Linked DNA regions of Homo sapiens: region 2 is linked to region 1. Evidence: chromatin loops called from intact Hi-C (ENCODE). Cell type or tissue: mammary epithelial cell. All regions are shown on one strand. Region 1 overlaps USP42 (ubiquitin specific peptidase 42). Region 2 overlaps PMS2 (PMS1 homolog 2, mismatch repair system component).

The links. Hi-C counts contacts between places; a loop is a spot of excess contacts. Peaks named below come from ENCODE experiments on the same cell type or tissue, not always from the same donor. Only the 100,000 strongest peaks of a DNase experiment are listed, where the experiment ranks them.
Region 2: a loop joins it to region 1, with 6 times the contacts of the local background. A loop is called at or near these places in 2 of 110 quality-filtered maps.

What each region holds. Positions count from the first base shown.
Region 1 is chr7:6,158,827-6,161,326 of GRCh38, forward strand. USP42 (ubiquitin specific peptidase 42) reads left to right here. Exons shown (of 18, transcript NM_032172.3): 17 at 624-667; 18 at 1,729-2,500. The coding sequence ends at 631. Among named protein-coding and RNA genes, the nearest start is that of USP42, 55 kb to the left of the region's middle. In mammary epithelial cell, a CTCF peak has its summit at 1,529 (motif pointing right); no DNase peak of the experiment used is centred here.
Region 2 is chr7:5,996,133-5,998,632 of GRCh38, forward strand. It overlaps PMS2 (PMS1 homolog 2, mismatch repair system component), which reads right to left. Exons shown (of 15, transcript NM_000535.7): 7 at 1,194-1,291. Among named protein-coding and RNA genes, the nearest start is that of PMS2, 12 kb to the right of the region's middle. In mammary epithelial cell, a CTCF peak has its summit at 1,251 (motif pointing right); no DNase peak of the experiment used is centred here.

The sequences.
Region 1 (2,500 bases):
GCTTCCAGCTGGGGCTACTGGGAGACAGTGATGGCCCCCGAGGCAGCTGGTCCAGCGGGAGGGAGGTTGAACGTGATCTTGTTTGCCTCGTGTCTCGGGTGCTGTGGTCAGGCGTTGTCTGTGTGGTGGCCCTGTGTTTCCGTCCCCGTCCCACTGCACCGATGACAGGGTTTGCAGCTGGCGCTTCTGCTGCGAGCAGACTGAGGAGCCTTTCTTGTCCTTCTGAGAAGGCCGCTGCCCGGCCCCGCCTCACCCAGCGTCCTGTGGTCCTGCGGGTCCCCCTCTACCCTGGACTTCGGCCCCTTGTCTTTCTCTTTCAAACTCCTCCTCTGGCTCTGTTCCGCCCAGTTCAGTTCTTGGGCCTGATATCTGTTCTAACATCAGGCTGCGTGTGGGTTGGATGGAGCCCTCAGTCATCACGTAAACCCTTTGACATCAGTAAAACCCTGGGAGCAGCCGCTGAGCGCTGGGACATCCCTGCTCACCTCACTGGGGAGTGGCCTCAGGCGCTCACAGGGAACCGCAGTGACTCTGACCATAGCCACTTAACGCACACACACAGCAGAGGCCCTGGCGATTTTGCAACCATCATTAAAATCTCTTTCCTGACCTTTGCTTTCTAGGTGATTGAAAACTCAGCCTCAAAACAAAAAATTCACTAGTTATGGTAAGCTGTTTTCCTGTCTGTTTCCTCATTGTTTGTGGTGGCGCTGAGGGGACGCAGGCAGAGGAGTTTTAATTCTGCGGCTCTGCCTGGGGGCTGGGCTCATAGGAGTTGGCAGAGCCATGGAGAGGCCCCGGCAGGTTCCCAGCCAGCCCAGACCCAGGCCACGCGCTTGGGGACAGACCTAGACCCTCCACCTCATCACGTTTGCATTACTGGCTGGGGAAGACCCGCATCCTTCACGCAGGCAGAGTCGCCCTGTTCCCTTGTGCCTCACTTGGGAAAAGCCAACCCGGCTCACAGCGGCAGAGCCCACGGGCCTTTGATAAACATCTGGGAAGGGAGAGGCCCGGTCCCCAGCACAGGCACCTCACTCAGGAGAGCGGAGCCTTGCTCCCTCGTCCGTCCCGTCCCCTGTGCTGCTGTCTGCGCCCCGAGGTGGCACTGAGCTGGAGCCAGCACCCCCCCAGCAGCCACCGTACAAAACCATAGGAAGGTGGCCCAGGGCCGGGCGGCAGATCAGGACCTCGGAGCTGTGGGGCTTTGTTGGATCACTTCACACAGCGGTCCTGGGAGAGTCACTGGTTTTATACCTGACCCTTGTGGAGCTAGAGGGGACAGTGAACCATTTTTCCCTTGAAAGGAAACTTTGTCCAAATGTGTCTGTCACATGTAGTCAGCAAGAGGAATTTAAAATGAATTGCCAAGTGAAGAGTCTGTGGATTAATTGGCCGTTAATTAACAGGCTTTATCAATGTGTCCTCAAGGGAGAGGCCCAACCCTAATTAAGGAGCTAAACTTCCTGAGTGAGGGGCTGTGAGGATGGAGGTGGAGGAGGCATCTGGGGCGGGTGGTGGCCGGGCCCAGCAGATGGCGCCTCCCTGGCTGAGCTGCCCGCACCGCCAGTTCCCTCATTTCCACTCAGGAAGGCAGAGAAGGCAGAGTGATCTCCTCAAGGAAGAGCTTCCCCAGCCTTCGGGAGCAGCTGGCAGGGCGTCCGGGAATAAGCCCTACACGCCGCCGCCTGCCTCCAACTCACTAACCCTGCGCCTCTTGTCTTTCAGATTCAACGCGTTCAACAGAAGCCATCCCCAGCCCAGCTTAAATTATAAAGATAGACAATAACTCTGTTCCAATCTGCGTGGTGCTTCTTTAGTAAATACTGTACAGATTTTACCATGGAGAACTTTTTTTTTAGTTTTTACCTTTTCTTAATTACCCTTATTCCGAATGGACGAACACTTTCTACCACTGCTGACCATTGTAAAATACCGTGTATATAAATCCCATTGAAATAATGCCCTGGAATAGAACATCTCAAATGCTGCTTAATTACAGACTCAGGTCGATTACTTGTATTTCATGTAATGTTCCTCCAAGTTAGACATCTGGTGCAAGACCAACCGGGAGACCATGGAATTGTCAAAAGTACAAACTGACAGTGTGTATATTTAATTTAAAGACTTATTTAAAAACTCACAAGCTCTCACCTAGACTTTGGAGAGCAGTCTGTTTTCTGTAATGTCTGATACTAGAAACTAATTTGCTTATTTTAGTTGTATTCAAGATTTGAAGATGTATTTTATAGACAAGTTCTGTTTTTGAACTTTGTGGAACTGTTCCAATCAATCAATTTCCCAGTTATGATGAGTATTTACATTATGAATGTATAACCCAGACATGATTTGTAAAGCCGACAGTATGTTTCTATTACACAACACTTTTTGATACAGCGTCTCTTGTCTTCACTGATACTGGAGTCTCCGTTGTCTGCTTGGTCCCTTCGAGTTTCTAGTTACAGACACAATCATACTGTGATTTTATTTTTAATATGGA
Region 2 (2,500 bases), 160 kb before region 1:
AGAAGAACACCACCTTCACATAAAGACATAAAGCTCCATGTTTACCATTTCAGGCATAAGCCAAAAGCAAGTGGAGGAAGAGTAAGAAATATAGATCTCAAGGCAACAAACAAACAAACAAAAAGAAATACAGATCTTAGGCTGGGTGTGGTGGCTCATGCCTGTAATTCCAGAGCCTTGAGAGGCCAAGGTGGGTGGATCACCTGAGGTCAGGAGTTCAAGACCAGCCTGGGCAACATGGCGAAACCCCGTCTCCACTAAAAATACAAAAAATCAGCCGGGCATGGTGGTGAACACCTGTAGTCCCAGCTTCTCGGAAGGCTGAGGCAGGAGTATCGCTTGAACCTGGGAGGCAGAGGTTGCAGGGAGGCAGAGGTTGCAGTGAGCCAAGATCACGGCACTGCACTGCAGCCTAGGCAACAAAGCAAGACTCCATCTCAAAGCTAAAAAAAAAAAAAATATATATATATATATATATATACACACAGATAGATAGATATCTTTACAGGACCAATCCTATTTATGGAAGTGTCTATTTTCTTATACGAAAAGTAATGACACTGAACTGCCTTCATCAGATGCCAGGAAAGTCAAAATCATTTAAAATGATAAAATAATTTACAAGTTAGTCTAACTAAACAGAGCCTTAAAGAAGACCTGCTCAACAGAAAACCACCTGAAATATACCACTTACTCAAAACATGGTTTGAATTAAGCAACTGACTCCTTTGTATAAATCATCTTTCTTAGCCACAGCATTGCTCACAGTTTTATAAAGGACATAAAAAACTATTATCCCTAGCCAGGCGTGGTGGCTCATGCCTGTAATCCCAGCACTTTGGGACACCAAGGTGGGCGGATCATCTGAGGTCAGGAGTTCGAGACCAGCCTGGCCAACATGGTGAAACCCCGTCTCTACTAAAAATACAAAATTAGCCGGGTGTGGTGGCACGTGCCTGTAATCCCAGCTACTCAGGAGGCTGAGGCAGGAGAATTGCTTGAACTCAGGAGGTAGAGGTTGCAGTGAGCCAAGATAGCACCATTGCACTCCAGCCTGGGCAACAAAGCAAGACTCCGTCTCAAGAAAAAAAAAAAAAGACACGAAACTATTAGCCTTAGAATCACTATCTTTAAAAAAAAAGCTCTCAGGATAAAATGTTCAATTGTAGTTCTCTTGCCAGCAATCTACTTACTAAAAAAGATTATGCAGAGCATCGGAACAGCTCAAACCGTACTCTTCACACACGGAGTCACTAGGGGGCAGCTGAACAAAAGGAATGAGGCTTTGCAACTGAAAAAAAAAAAAAAAAATTCACAGTTACTTCCTAATAAAGACAGAGTGGACTTAATCTGTTTTCTTTCTTAGTCAAGCTATTGACATTACAAGCGCAAAAAAAATTAAAAGAATCTTTTGTTTTGTTTTGTTTTTTGAGACAGGGTCTCCCTCTATTGCCCAGGCTGGAGTACAATGGCTCAATCATACCTCACTGCAATGTCAAACTCGTGGGTTCAAGCAATCCTCCTGCGTCAGCCTGTCGAGTGAGTAGCTGGGACTACAGGTGCACACCACCACACCTGGCTAATTTTTTAATTTTTTTGTAGAGATGGGATCTTGCCGTGTTATCCAAGCTGGTCTTAAATTCCTGGGCTCAAGCGATTCTCCCACCTCAAAATTGTTGGCCGGGTGGTTCAAACACATAATCCCAACAGTTTCCTCTCCCAGAGTGCTGGGATTACATGTGTGAGCCGTGGGAACAACAATTTTGATTTTATGATATAAGAAAGATGAAACAAGTACCTACTTATTCAGAACCCACACATTGCCCACAATAACTTATATTTTTTTCAGAGAGAGAGTGAAAAGACGCAGTATACGAGTGTCTCTGGAAGAATAAAATGAAACACATTCAGCTCTCAAACATCAATTTTTGTGATAGGTACTTTGTTTTTTTTTTTTTTTTTTTCCTGGGATGGTGTCTTGCTCTCTCGCCCAGGCTGCAGTGCAGTGGTGCAATCTCAGCTCACTGCAACCTCCATCTCCCGGGTTCCAGCGACTCTCCTGCCTCAGCCTCCTGAGTAGCTGGGATTACAGGTGCCTGCCACCACGAACAGATAATTTTTGTATTTTTAGTAGAGATGGGGTTTCACCATATTGATCAGGCTGGTCTCAAACTCCTGACCTCGTGATCCGCCCACCTCAGCCTCCCAAAGTGCTGGGATTACAGACGTGAGCCACTGCGCCGGGCCTTGTGATAGGCACTTTAAAAATCAATTCTTAATCTGGGCGCAGTGGCTCACGTCTGTAATCCCAGCACTTTGGGAGGCCGAGGCAGGCGGATCACTAGAGGTCAGGAGTTCGAGGCCAGTCTGGCCAACAAGATGAAACCCCATCTCTACTAAAAATACAAAAAATTAGCTGGGCCTGGTGGCATGTGCCTGTAATCCCAGCTACTCAGGAGGCTAAGGTAGGAGAATTGCTTCAACGCGGGAGGCAGAGGTT